Regions from separate parts of the Mus musculus genome. Here region 2 is linked to region 1. Evidence: chromatin loops called from intact Hi-C (ENCODE). Cell type or tissue: heart. All regions are shown on one strand. Each heading gives the region's core, and the rest is flanking DNA. Links, peaks and the distances in the headings are about the cores only. Region 1 has its middle 26 kb from the start of Dck. Region 2 overlaps Adamts3 (a disintegrin-like and metallopeptidase (reprolysin type) with thrombospondin type 1 motif, 3).

Region 1 (7,096 bases), core at 3,115-5,614:
CCATCTGTTATTCTACTCCTGGCTGTCTACCCAAACGTCTTAAGTCAGGTACAATAGTGATGCTTGTACATGCACCTACCCTGCCCATCAATGGATGAGTAAATGTCATACAATAGAATTTTAGCGGTAAGGAAGACTCAGTCATTTGCTGGAAAATGGGTGGGACTATAGACCATCATACTAAGCAAAGTATGCCAGACTCAGACAACACATGTTTTCTCTCATGCAGCTGGTTGATGAGCAACAACTAAAGATGTTAAATTAGACTCTTGGATGGGGAGCGCTGGAGTGAATCTTCTTGGAATATGCTGCATCCATGGATGAGAGTGTCATGATGAAACTGTTATTTTGTACAAACACCAATAAGAGCAAAAAACAGACCCTGTCATGTCCTGTTACATTCGCATTTATTTGATCCACACCAGCAGTTGTTACATTAGCTTTAATACATTGAACATTACAAAAGTAGCAGGCGTGTGCGCGCGCGCGCGCACACACACACACACACACACACACACACACACACACACACACACGGCTTCCAAGACAACAATGTAACCTACAAATGTTGGCATTGCTTTTTACTGTCTTGCAGCTATGGATTCCAGTGTCTTTATCTAAAGTAGGGTCATATAGGAATTAAGATACAGTACTTGCCTCACGTGTGCAAGTCACTATGTTTAATCCTCAGTACCACAATAAATAAATAACAGCCCATAAAACAGACAGTTTAAAAGTGTAATATAACACTCCTCCATTGTTGGTGGGATTGCAGGCTTGTACAACCACTCTGGAAATCAGTCTGGAGGTTCCTCAGAAAATTGGACATAGTACTACCGGAGGATCCAGCAATACCTCTCTTGGGCATATATCCAGAAGATATCCCAACCGGTAAGAAGGACACATGCTTCACTATGTTCATAGCAGCCTTATTTATAATAGCCAGAAGCTGGAAAGAACCCAGATGCCCCTCAACAGAGGAATGGATACATAAAATGTGGTACATTTACACAATGGAGTACTACTCAGTTATTAAAAAGAATGAATTTATGAAATTCCTAGCCAAATGGATGGACCTGGAGGGCATCATCCTGAGTGAGGTAACACATTCACAAAGGAACTCACACAATATGTACTCACTGATAAGGGGATATTAGCCCAAGACCTAGGATACCCAAGATATAAGATACAATTTGCTAAACACATGAAACTCAAGAAGAATGAAGACTGAAGTGTGGACACTATGTTCCCTCCTTAGAATTGGGAACAAAACACCCATGGAAGGAGTTACAGAGACAAAGTTTGGAGCTGAAACGAAAGGATGGACCATCTAGAGACTGCCATATCCAGGGATCCACCCCATAATCAGCTTCCAATCGCTGACACCATTGCATACACTAGCAAGATTTTGTTGAAAGGACCCAGATGTAGCTGTCTCTTGTGAGACTATGCCAGGGCCTAGCAAACACAGAAGTGGATGCTCACAGTCAGCTATTGGATGGATCACAGGGCTCCCAATGGAGGAGCTAGAGAAAGTACCCAAGGAGCTAAAGGGATCTGCAACCCTATAGGTGGAACAACATTATGAACTAACCAGTACCCCGGAGCTCTTGACTCTAGCTGCATATGTATCAAAAGATAGCCTAGTCGGCCATCACTGGAAAGAGAGGCCCAATTGGACACGCAAACTGTATATGCCCCAGTACAGGGGAAAGCCAGGGCCAAAAAAATGGGAATGGGTGGGTAGGGAAGTGGGGGCGGAGGGTATGGGGGACTTTTGGGATAGCATTGGAAATGTAATTGAGGAAAATATGTAATAAAAAATATTAAAAAAAGTGTAATATATATGTCAGTTATTAAACGGTGCTCAGTGGCAGAGTGGCACACAGCTATCATCCTATGCACTTGGGAGGCAGTGGAAGACTGGCCGATAAAAACTTGAGGCTAATGATCTAGATAGTTCCAGACCGACTAGGGTTATGTCTCGAGACCCTGTCAGAAAAGGAGCAAGATGAACATGCAAAGTAAGCATTATTATCAGCATCTTTATTTCCTCTTATTTAACATGCTGACTGTTGGAAACATGGAAAATGAGTGATTCTGTGCAGTAGTAAAAAGGAATGAGCTGGGTGTAATCCAGTCACTTTGAATGGATCGTGAGTTCAAAGTCAGCCTGAGCTGTATTGTGAGCCCCTGCCTCAGGACAGAAGCCTGAGTAAAGCGGAGCTGCAGCAAGACCCCTCCTGTGCTTTTAAGTGGATGCAGTGTGGATGCTGTTCCTCCCTCCCCTCCTAAGTGTGCAGCGAGCTAAGCTATTGTCTGCTTACATCTGAAGAGCAGGATTGTTACGGAGGGTGAGATATTTGGGAAGATGTCTTAAGTAATTCATTCCCCATTCGATTTCCTCATTAACAAGTATGTATTAAGCTTCTCCTATATGCTGGGGCTGATAAAGGAGAAACATATTAGCAACTACTCTCCCTTTGGATGAATTTTAAAATTATTAAGGGATATTAGTTCATAATTTACTTTTATTATTTGAATAGTGTTGAATATAAATCTTTGTATCTTAATATTGTAAAAAAATTAGAGTTCTTCCTTTGTGAATGTAAACCTTTTTGCTAAAACGGTAAGTGTCGATGGATTGTTTATAGGTCATAAGAATTAGAGAAAACTGGGAAGCATTTTCAGCTTCATAGTCTTACCATTAAGAAACTGTCTTACATGGGGATGTAGATGGGATTAATAGGAAATGAGTTTTGCTCATTCCCAACATGGTGTGTGTGTGTGTGTGTGTATTCAAGTGTATGCTTGTGTTTGGGTGACAGCCAGAGGACAACTACTTTGGGTGTCACCCTCAGGAAAGCCACCCACTAATTAGATAATGCCCTCTTCTGGTGTGTCTGAAGACATAGACACTGTACTCACATATATAAAATAAATAAATCTTTGATACACACACACACACATATATGTAAATTTATATGCCAAGTGTTGGACTAGTACCTAGTTAAAAAAAAAAACATTGATAGACATAAAAAGGAGATTTAGGCTCCAGTGTAACAGTGGGTGACCCTTTTTTTTTTTTTAAGCTTTTCACTCATTCATTAATTTATTCACTTTACATCCCAGTATCAGCCTCCCAGTGCCTCCCTCACACAGCTTCTACCCGTACTCCCCTGAGAAGGGGAGGCTCCCCTGGATATTCCCCCACCTTAGTCACTGCAGGGCTAGGCACATCCTCTCACAGTGACTTTTAATACCAAGAATAACTGAATAATTGGAGAAAACAGCCCAAATTCATGTGAGACTTCACAGAATTCACAAATTCACAGAAGACTTCAAATAGCCAAAGAAACCTAAGCAAAGCCGTATTGGAAGCAAAATAAGACAAGGAAAACACTTCAGGATATCGGCACGGGTAGAGTTTCTGGGTAAGACCTCAGAAGTAGAGAAAACAAGAACCGGCACCCAGAATTACATCACAGTTCTCCCCAGAAAGCAGATGTGTCACTGGCCGCAAGCTTGAGGCTTCAAAAGAAGCTCTCTACCTACTGCTTGCCATCTGAAATGTGAGCTCTCAGACATTCCTGACGCTGTGCTTCCTCCTTGGCATTCTGGATTCTAGCCCTCTGGAACTGTAGCCTAAATGAACGTTTGCTTTCACTAAAACGTTTTGTTTGTTTTATTTTATCAACTTCATGTCAGGGTTTAACTGACGTCAGCCTAGAAATCCCTGTGAGAAAGGATTTGTTACCCTCCACTTCTACCCCAAGTCCCCACAGTTAACATGCTCGGAGCTCTAACCCTGTGCCAAGCACTTAACATCCTTTGCATAATACATCTTTAAATCTGCCAATCCTGTGTAAGAGGTTTTTTCCCCCTGGATATTTGCTTTATTTACATTTCAATTGTTTTCCCCTTTCCAGGTATCCCCTTTGGAACCCCCCTATCCCTTTCACCTTCCCCTGCCTCTATGAGGGTGCTCCCCCATCCACCCACTCCCATCCTCTTGCCCTGGCATTCCCCTACACTGGGGCATTGAAGACCCTCAGCCCGAGGGACTCTCCTCCCACTGATGTCCAACAAGGCCATCCTCTGCCACATATGTGGCCAGCACCATGGGTTGCTCCATGTGTATTCTTTGTTTGGTGGTCCAGTCCCCAGGAGCTCCGGGGTGGGGGTCTGACCTGTTGACACTGTTGCTCCCTCCATGGAGCTGTAACCCCCTCAGCTCCTTCAGTCTCTTCTCCAACTCCTCCATTGGGACCCCCACCCCCACCCCCCAAGCTCAGTCCTATAAACATTATTTTAAAAAGCATGTAAGCTTTCACGTTTGTGGTTTGTTATGAGCATGCAGTTGCCTGGGGTGGCCAGAAGAGGGCATCAGATCACCGGAGCTGGAGTTAAAGACACTTGAACTCCCGGCTTACTGCTGTTGAGAGCTAAATGTTCTTAACTGTTGAGCCATTTCCCCAACCCCTCCTGAGATGGTTATTTAAGGGGAGAAAGCTCTATCTTGGATGTTGGCAGCCTCATCTAGTTTGCTAGAGTCCTGAATGGAATAAAAAGGAAGCCTACTAATGAAGAATTCTCTTAGCTCCTGGCTTCCGGGATGAAAGTCTGCGTCTACCATACCCTCACTCCCAGCCAATTGGCTGAACATGCAGGCCAAAGGAAAATTCCGAGTTTTTTCGTTAGTTTATCATGCTGATCAAAGTCTGTCTAACACGGGTGGGGGCTCAGGGTAGGCCATGGTGGCCTGGAATTGGCTGCATTGGCTTTCTGGGTGCTGCTAGGATCCTCATGCACTAACATGTCTGACTCTGTTACCTGTTATTTTAAAGCAAGGCAGATAAAGGTTTTTGTGTTCCTTTTTAGAAGATAGATTCAAATAAAAGTAACTCCCAATACCTATGTGTGTGTGTGTATGCTCTATTTTTTAAAAAAGATTTATTTATTATATGTAAGTACACTGTAGCTGTCTTCAGACACTCCAGAAGAAGGAGTCAGATCTCGTTACAGATGGTTGTGAGCCACCATGTGGTTGCTGGGATTTGAACTCCAGACCTTCGGAAGAGGAGTCGGGTGCTCTTACCCACTGAGCCATCTAACCATCCCCATGTATGCTCTATTTTTGTAAAAGAAACTATTACTCTTCTCTTATTTGGGTAAGCGACTATTATGATTAGGGTAATGAATCCACTATTCCTGGAGTGATCAAAGGAACAACACAGAGGACAGGCACCTGGGTAAACCTTCATGCAGTAGGAACTAAAGGGAACGTGAACCTTTTGATGTGTCTTTTCCCCCTTTCTATCTTGAAGTTAAGAAAAGTTCAAAATAGAGCAAGCTCAACGAGAATCAAGAAATCAATTTAAAATGATCCCTGTAGGAAAAAATGAGGTAAGAAGAAAGTGAGGCAGACAAGGAGGCGCTAGGAGGAGGAGCCATGGGGATAGCACAACTGCATGGGTAGGGCACCACATAAATGTTAAATCTGAAAAACTGTTTTATTTTGACATCTTTAGGATATATATATATATATATATATATATATATATATATATACATACATACATACATATATATATATATATATATATAGAGAGAGAGAGAGAGAGAGAGGGAGAGAGAGATGTAGACTTGGAGGACAACTCTCTCTTAGTTGGCTGTGCCTTGGGCAAGCTTTGACTTCTGTGAGCTTCAGTATTCTTACTTGGCAAGTTGTGGCAGTAGAACTTTTCCAAGGTACAGGCTTGTTTTAAAGAGCCAATAGTGTAAAAGCCTTGAAAGGCCTTTGCTTGTTATGATACATAGAAATGCTAATAATTATTATTCAGGAAGCTCCAAGAAAGAGAAATCAAATGTAAAGACAGCGCGTGATTCCCAACTCACGCTTGCTTTGCTCTTCCTAACAGATGAGAAGCAGAGTGAATCGATCAGCAGTAGGGCCTCCGCACTAGCTCAGCCATAAAGGAGGGAGGCTCAGCCCGACAGCCCACGCTCAGTGTCCGAGTTCTTGTAAAAAGCCAAATGCGCATCTTGGTACTCTGACAGAGAGATGGAAGGCAGACCTGAGGCTTGCCTGGAAGCCGATGGGCCAGTGAGCCTGGAGTATGGATGTGACTCAAGATGGATGCCCAGAATCCACGTAAAGGCGGAGGAAGAGAACTGACTACTGAAATTGTTCTCTCACCTCCACATGCTTGTGAGTCGCAGACAGACAGACAGACAGACAGACACCAATAAACAAAATAAGCTAGAAGAAATAACTGCCATGACTTTTGCATTTTCCTTGCTGTAAGTTTTCCCTACTGATCACTTCATACAGAAGAAATACAAAGATCTTTGTGTTACATCAACTTTGAAAAAGAACTGTTCCTAACTCTTAAGACAAGGGAGGAAGAGAGAGAGAGAGAGAGAGAGAGAGAGAGAGAGAGAGAACAGCAGAGAGATGGTCTGTTGGCCATGACCTGCTGTTTTGAGATTGGCTAGGAGTCCCTATTTGGCTGCCTTCCCCCTTCTCATTTGGCAACTCTTGAGCCTGCATCCTTCAGAAGATATTAGGAGCTGAAAAGGAGGGAAGGTGGACTTCTTTGATTTTTCCAGACATCATTGCTGAAAGGACATCACTACAGACCGTCTGAAGGGTCCGGACTGTAAGTATAACCATAAGCGTTTTTATTTAGGGTAGTAGACATCTGCAGCAGGAAAGACATGGTGTATGTCTATCTACCTTTCTGTCTTAGTAGGGAGTGACGACGGAACTAGGAATCTCTGTCTTAATTTGATTTCCATTTATTATCAAGGGAAATACATTCAGAGAAAGATGCAGACACCTTCCATCTACAGGTTCAAATATTGCATGCGTTTTTATGGCCTTTTATGATCAAATACATGGAAAGAAAGAGAAACGTCACGAACGGCATGGGAAGAGCACCTGGAGAGAACCAGTTTTAGGACTGATGTACTAAGTTAGATGAATTCAAAAGCAAATATGTAGAAGGTAAATAGAGAAATCTAATATCCCATCTGCTTGCATAAAGGGCGTGCTATGACACTGATCAGTTTTATTTGTAGTTTGTAAGGATAT
Region 2 (7,096 bases), core at 2,933-5,432, 890 kb after region 1:
TCAGATCTGTGTCCTATATACAAGTACTATACATCCAGCCCCTGGAGGGAGCATTTCTGGCTTCATGTGAACATGTTGGTCACTAACAGAACTACCAGCCTGGCACTGCAGTCCGATGCATTGTGACTGGGAACATTTAGATATGAACCATGCAGAAAATAAATATCTCAACCGCGACGAAGACTCTTCCTTGAACTTGCTCTCAAAGCACTCACGTACTCAAGTGTCAGTCCTAGACTGATGATATTCTTCTCAGCTATGAAAGAACACACACAACCCATCTGTGGTGATCACAGAATATCAAGTACAGCTGATAGCACACGAACTGGGCATCACTGAGATGTTGCGCATCGCCACGATGCCCTTTGATGTGATGGCAAGAAGGTTGGGCTTTGTCTTGTGCAAGCTTAGTCACTGCAGCCTGTGTGCACAAACACATTGAGAGGCTGTTCCCGTTCCCTTTGTTGCAAGAAAGGAAGGCAGTGGATTAAATGAGTCACCTGCACATCGGCAGTGTCAACAGATGACAAATGGCAAGCCCTCTGTATATTATCAGTAGATGTAATCCCAACTTCTTCATCCTAGTCGGCTTCAAAATCAACTCATGGAACGCCACATAAGGCAATGCTCAATGGCAGGCACCCTAGAACATCCAGAAATGTAAGATAGTAAACAATCATTTGAGAACATCTTTTAAAATAATACTGATTTCTGCAATGTACAGAATTTACACGACAGTTGCAAATTTGCTCATACAGTATTTCTAATATAGATAAATAGGAATACAAGTCTAAGAATTATTTCCAAAATTTCTTGAAGCGTAAACCACTGGCATTTGTTTGGGTTATTCTTAACTGTAACTTAAAAAAAAAAAAAAAAAACCAACAAATGAACAGAACAGCTGATATGCACAATCGGCTCTAGGCTCTTTTCTTCCTTAGAGAGCAACCCTTTCCATTTTTTCTTTTGTTCTGGGGAGAGTTGTTCCTGGCTGTCCCTGAACGGGCGGGCGAGTGGCCACCATCTTGCCTTAGTTTCCCAACTGAGGACATTCTAAGGCAGGGGCCACTGCAGCTGGGCTCTTTCCTTCTGAAAAACAGTCTTTGGCGCTTTCTTCTAATGGATTCTGGTAAACAAGTCGATGTGGAACAGGAGGAAGATGGAAGCAACTAAAAAGTGAACCAGCACTTCCGGTCCTTCCATGGACAGAGGACGCGAGTAAACCTTTTGTGGAGAGTACCACTTTTTAACAAGCTGTATGCACCATGCAGGGAGGGAGGCGGTCCAGGTTTCCCTTTGACCTCTAGCTCCACTAGTCTGCTTTCTCATCTCTCTGAGGCTGTTGACCTGGTCGGATGTCTCCTGCTAACACTCTTTGCATCATCTTTCTTTGGGGTTCTTGTCTGGGGAGAAGCACCTATTGAATCGCTGATAGCAGGGGAGGGGGCAGCAGCCACAGGGGAGGCGGGACGAAGGTGATCAGTCTTTATGGATGAGGAGGATGGCACTGACTCCAGAGTCTTTCTTCCAGCCTGATGTGCTCTCTTCCGGGGGAAGTCAGCACTAGCTCTGCTGCTGGCTCTGAAGGCAGCATCCGCATTGGGGTTTGCCATGGAAGAGAAGCTACTCAAGGATTTCTTCTCAGCACGGGTCCCTGAGGAGGAAGGGAGGAAGGGTGTAGGCATGACTAGGGACCTAGGGAGGTCACTAGGGCCAAAGATAGCATCACTGTGGATTTCAGCAGCTTCTTGAAGGTATGGCGGAGGCAGGGTACCACTGCGCTTGCTACATGATTCGCAGCATAACTTGTTATACCCTGGTATGGAGCAGTATCTTGCTAGCACCTCCATTTGACAGAATATGGACTTGTCACCCAAACATGGCTCATCTGCAAAAACATAAGAAAAAAAAACATGCATAAACATAAAACAATCAAAGAAACCAAAATTATTAGTAATATAAACTACAGGATGTACTGTCAGAGATAGCTTTTGTTTTGATGTTTAATTTTTTTAAAAAAAGATTTATTTATTATTATACATAAGTACACTGTAGCTGTCTTCGGACACACCAGAAGAGGGCGTCAGATCTCATCACAGGTGGTTGTGAGCCACCATGTGGTTGCTGAGATTTAAACTCAGGACCTTCAGAAGAGCACTCAGAAGAGCTCTTATCTGCTGAGCCATCTCGCCAGCCCAATGTTTAATTTTTTAAGGGAGGACTTCACTGCATTATCCAGGTTAGCCACTCTAAATGTTGAGATTGTGAGCATGTCCCACCACACCCAACTAAACCAAGCAGCTTGTTATCTACCACACACTTGGCACGATCATCATTTCACTATCTCCAGCAGAAGCTGTCAGGACACTGAGGTGGAAAGCTGTCTTTAAGACAACACTGAGGTATGGATCGGATTGTAGAAGGACAAAAACCTCATTGCGTTCATTTTGAAGATGGAGAGAAGCATAAATTTTAATTGTGTAATATTTAAGTTTGCCTTTCTAATAAGTTGATTCTAAATGATTTTTAATACACAAATAAAATGAATATTAAACACTGCTTTTTAAAAAAGATTTATTTAGTTTATGTATATAAGTACACTGTCGATGTCTTCAGACACCAGAAGAAAGTGTCAGATCTCATTACAGATGGCTGTGAGCCACCATGTGGTTGCTGGGAATCGAACTTGGGATCTCTGGAAGAGCAGACGGTGCCCTTAACCACTGAGCCATTTCTCCAGCCCTAAACACTGCTTCTATAACTAACTACATCATTGTAACATTTAGCAAAGGAAACAATGACCACTTGGATTAAAATAGAATTGTCCGGCTTGAGAACAAGTGTTATGCTTATTATGGGATATTATTAGGCTCTTATTAGTCATGGTTACTACTGGACATCCTCAGGTCCTTATTAGAAAACAAAACAGCTCCATAAAATATGTCAACTCTGTTCTAAGTAACTTACATGTTTTATATTTAATTTTATGAAACTGACAGTATTTTATGTCTATACATGTGACCCAGGAGATGTGGCCCTGTATCATTTAAAAAGTGAAGAATTATGGCACCCATAGGCCTTCATTATGTAAGAACACACTTCAAGGTAACAACTCTGCTCCATAATGCCAAAGACCTTTTGAGAGTTCTTTTTAAGAGGGTCAGTTGGTGACGTTGACAGCAGGCTACTTTCTTGTTTCAGTGCCATTCCATGTCCACATCCCAAGCTGACAGTCACTCTGTCTTGACACGTATAGGTTTACTGCATTATATGGAGTCTGAACACCTTATGCTTGTAAAAGTTGTAAGCTAGGTGGTGTTATTGGTAGAGGATTTCTGAGTTTTTTAACCTCAAAATACCAGTTCTTTACTTGTGAACTATATTTCCTGTCTGTCTATCTAAAACTAAGCAAACTGCCCTCACTGTGACTAAGGCTGTAGCCTCTGCTGAGGGAGTCTTTCTCACAGACATCCTTTTGCCTGCTACTGATGGGAGGCTGGGCCCAGAAACATCCCCTGTGCATTAGAGAGGGGCTAAGATGAAACTCTTGTCTAAATGAGCACCTGACCACTGCAGAGCGACTGAGAGCCCAAGTCTCATTAGGTCAAGAATATACTTCTGTATGGATGAGTGAAAGACACCTGGGGCAAGCTTCATGATAATTTTGTAGGTATAGATGAGCAGGTCTTAAAGCCAAATGAGTATTATAACCAAATACAACACAATCATTAAAGTAATGGAAATTTTATAGTTTTCTCACACCGCCCCATGTCATAAAAACCTTGGGAAGAGAGTTTGATGTCAGACCTCAAAAGGTACAATTGAATCTGGAGTTTGCGACTGAGGGCTACCCTATTTGTTTGGCTGAAATAGCATGGAAATTTATGATGTCAGAACTCCCAAAATTGGCTTTCGACTTAGAGCTCAGGGCAGTAAAGCCAGGAGACAAACATGGACACACTAACACAGGATTGCTGTCTCCTCGGCACATTGATTTTACAGTGTCTCACCCACCACCACCAAAAGGGAGCAAGTAGATCTGTGCGGACAGGCAGCCAGACACACATATTTGACATAATAAAATCAACAGAGTTTACCTAGAAAGTGTCAGCAATGACAGTAATAACTACATATAGGCAAATTCACACAGCAACAGGAAGTTTAAAAGCATCTAATTGGGTATGTATTTTTGTTTTGTTTTGTTTCGTGGGGTTTTGTTTGTTTTGTTTTGTTTGAGTTTCTATATTGAAAATCACTTTCCAAAGGAAACAGCTAAATAAAGAAGTCCTATGTCTCCCCCTGGTGGCCATGTTTGATCTTACTAGTTCTTTCTCCTTTTTTTCATTTAAAAGGTTAGTGTTATTTTAAAAATTAATTACTATAAATATTGTGTAAGAAAAATAAGATGCAGTCATAGTAATAGTTACAGAAAATATTTGGAAATTAATGAAAAAATAAAGTATTAGCAAATTAGGACTACAAGGAACCCAATGTAGTAATCAATACCCATAAAAGCATCTACGGTAAATGTTAACTAATGTGAAACTTTCAGAAACATTTCACCTTTTGTTGTTGTTGTTGTTGTTGTTGTTTTGTTTTGTTTTGTTTTTGTTTTTTGAGACAGGGTTTCTCTGTGTAGTCCTGGCTGTCTTGGAACTCACTTTGTAGACCAGGCTGGTCTCGAACTCAGAAATCCTCCTGCCTCTGCCTCCTAAGTGCTGTGATTTAAAGGCGTGCGCCACTACGTCCGGCTACATTTCACTTTTATTTATTATTTTTCATCTTATTCTCTTCTTACTTTTTTATTATTTAAAACAGCTTTTAAATTTAAATCTATTTTGGTCTTAATCTTCCCCTTCCCCAAGTCCTTCCAGAATCTCACCCCCAGTGCAACTTAAGTTCTTTCCCAAAAGGAAAGAAAAGAAACAAAACCCAATACAACAGCAAGAAAACCAATTAACCCCCTACCAACAAACTAAAGCAAAGAGTCCACCAAGTGTAACCAAATAAAAGCACACATCACACACACACACACACACACACACACACACACACACACACACACACCACTGCTACCACCACCACAACAAAACAAGTGTGGAGTTCATTACATGTTGGCCAACTACTCCTAAACATGAGACCTACTCTTGAGTAGTTCATCAATTTTCCCTCCTTCAGCACGTGTAAGTGACAGGTAATTCAACTGTCAACCTTTACCCTAGTGTGTTGTGGCTTGGTCTAATGCTTGTATTATGTTAATTGAGTCCCCCAAATTGCCATAGAATCCACAGGTAAGATGTTGAGGGTTCCTGCCCCAAGTTGGTTTTGACTGGTAAATAAAGTTGCTGGTGGCCACTGGCTGGGCCAAAAGACAGGGGCGGGACTTTTGGGTTTCCCCGGGGAAGGGGAGTGAGGGAGGAGGAAGGACATAGCCATGCCTGGGAGGAAGAAGGATACACCAGGCCTGACAGGTGCAGAAGAAATAGCATAGCCATGATGTAAGAGTCAGAGATCATTGCCCAGGAGGGCTGCGGGTCTGGGTCCAGGACAGCCAAAATGGAATCTAGGTTTTAGTAAGTGTGTGAGTGTGTGTGTGTGTGTGTGTGTGTGTGTGTGTGTGTGTGTGTGTGCATGTGCACACACTTCATTAAGGAACCCAGAACACTGGGGTTAAGGAAAGTGCCACTGCGATTGCCACCACTGGGACAATTTGAGTAGATAGAGTTCATTGGGTTCTACCACACTAGTGGCTAATTCATTCACCCATTCACTTATCCATTTAAAAATATATGTAACAAAGTAACGTATAGTGATATAAAATCTATCACATAGGTTGGACAAGACAACTTATATTGAAGGATAAATGCCCAAGAGAAAGGATGTGAAGGTGAACTGGCCGTGACATCTGTCACCCCACTGGTCACCAAGGTTAATGTGGTTGATCTGGCTGGCTAGGCAGGTGTCCCCCCTCCCCCCTCCCCAGTCCATGTGAACCCCTCCCATAGCTCCACTCCTGGTCAAAGACGATGACCTTCCGCAAACAGAGGAGAAGTGGTCTTTGGTCATGTGGTCCTTGCCAGAACCCTCCAAACATGCTCTGGGGGTTTTGCCATTTTAGGTATAGTTGTTTACAATACTTAGAGGCTGGAAGCCTAAAATGTCCAAAATACAAAGCTATTTGAAGAAGTTGCCAAGTTTCTTACAAAAAAAGGGGAGGTTGGGATATCAGAGTTCAATATTACTTATGGGTTGAAATGTAGAGAAAAAAAAAATCCTTTTAGTCTTGAGTTTCACCAGAGCGCACACCAATGAGAGTAAGAAGAGAGGTGCAGCAGTAAGGAGATGAGCAGATGTCAGGGTCCTTCCTAGTTTCCATCTGCCGTATCCTGGGGAACACGGCCTCTGCCTCTGATGGATACAGGTATGTGCTGCCATCAGGACTGCCCAGGCCCTGAACTCGGGTTTGCCTACTCCTGCAGCAAGCACATTAGCCACCGAGTCAGCTCCCCAGTTCAGATTTAAATAAATAAATATTATATCTTAAATATTTTAAACAAACAAACATTTTACTTTCAAAATACAACTAGTTGGCTCACTCAGGCAACTGCTTTATTTTGGCATATGTACAAGGTGTCTGTTTTGAAGTTAGAAGTCACCCCATGTACAAGGTGTCTATTTTGGAATCATACTTTATAGGTATGGGCAGTTAATTAAAAGGATCTTAAGGTTGAGTCACATTTAATTTCTGTATGCCTAAATAATTTTAATGAAACATCTCAAAGCCTGCCGTAATAATCTAACTATACTTCTGCAAGATTATAAAGGTAAATCATAGAGAAACAAAAAGTAGTCCCCAACAGAAACTCACATGGAAAGAAGCTACACATGTTTGACATAGCCCCACCCGTATCCCCAATGTACTGGTTTTGGTAACTCGGTGATGCTGGCCCTATTTCAAACAGCATTCTCAGACTATTATTTCCAAAGGTGTCTTCATTTGACTATTTCTTGGATGCAAGTTCCAGACCATATGCTGAAAGGAATTTCTGTTCTCTAAGGTTCAACAATATGACAAAGTTAAGAATAAGCAGCGATG

What was found. A loop is a pair of places that touch in the nucleus more often than their neighbours do. Peaks named below come from ENCODE experiments on the same cell type or tissue, not always from the same donor. Only the 100,000 strongest peaks of a DNase experiment are listed, where the experiment ranks them.
Region 2: it touches region 1 in a loop (6-fold over the local background); 11 of 42 quality-filtered maps call a loop at or near these places.

Annotation. Positions count from the first base shown.
Region 1 is chr5:88,787,334-88,794,429 of GRCm38, forward strand. It overlaps a transcript of Slc4a4 not described here. Among named protein-coding and RNA genes, the nearest start is that of Dck, 26 kb to the left of the region's middle. In heart, for the core only: a CTCF peak has its summit at 4,382 (motif pointing right); no DNase peak of the experiment used is centred there.
Region 2 is chr5:89,676,039-89,683,134 of GRCm38, forward strand. Adamts3 (a disintegrin-like and metallopeptidase (reprolysin type) with thrombospondin type 1 motif, 3) reads right to left here. Exons shown (of 22, transcript NM_001081401.2): 22 at 1-1,888. The coding sequence ends at 1,326. Among named protein-coding and RNA genes, the nearest start is that of Gm7056, 63 kb to the left of the region's middle. In heart, for the core only: a CTCF peak has its summit at 4,301 (motif pointing left); no DNase peak of the experiment used is centred there.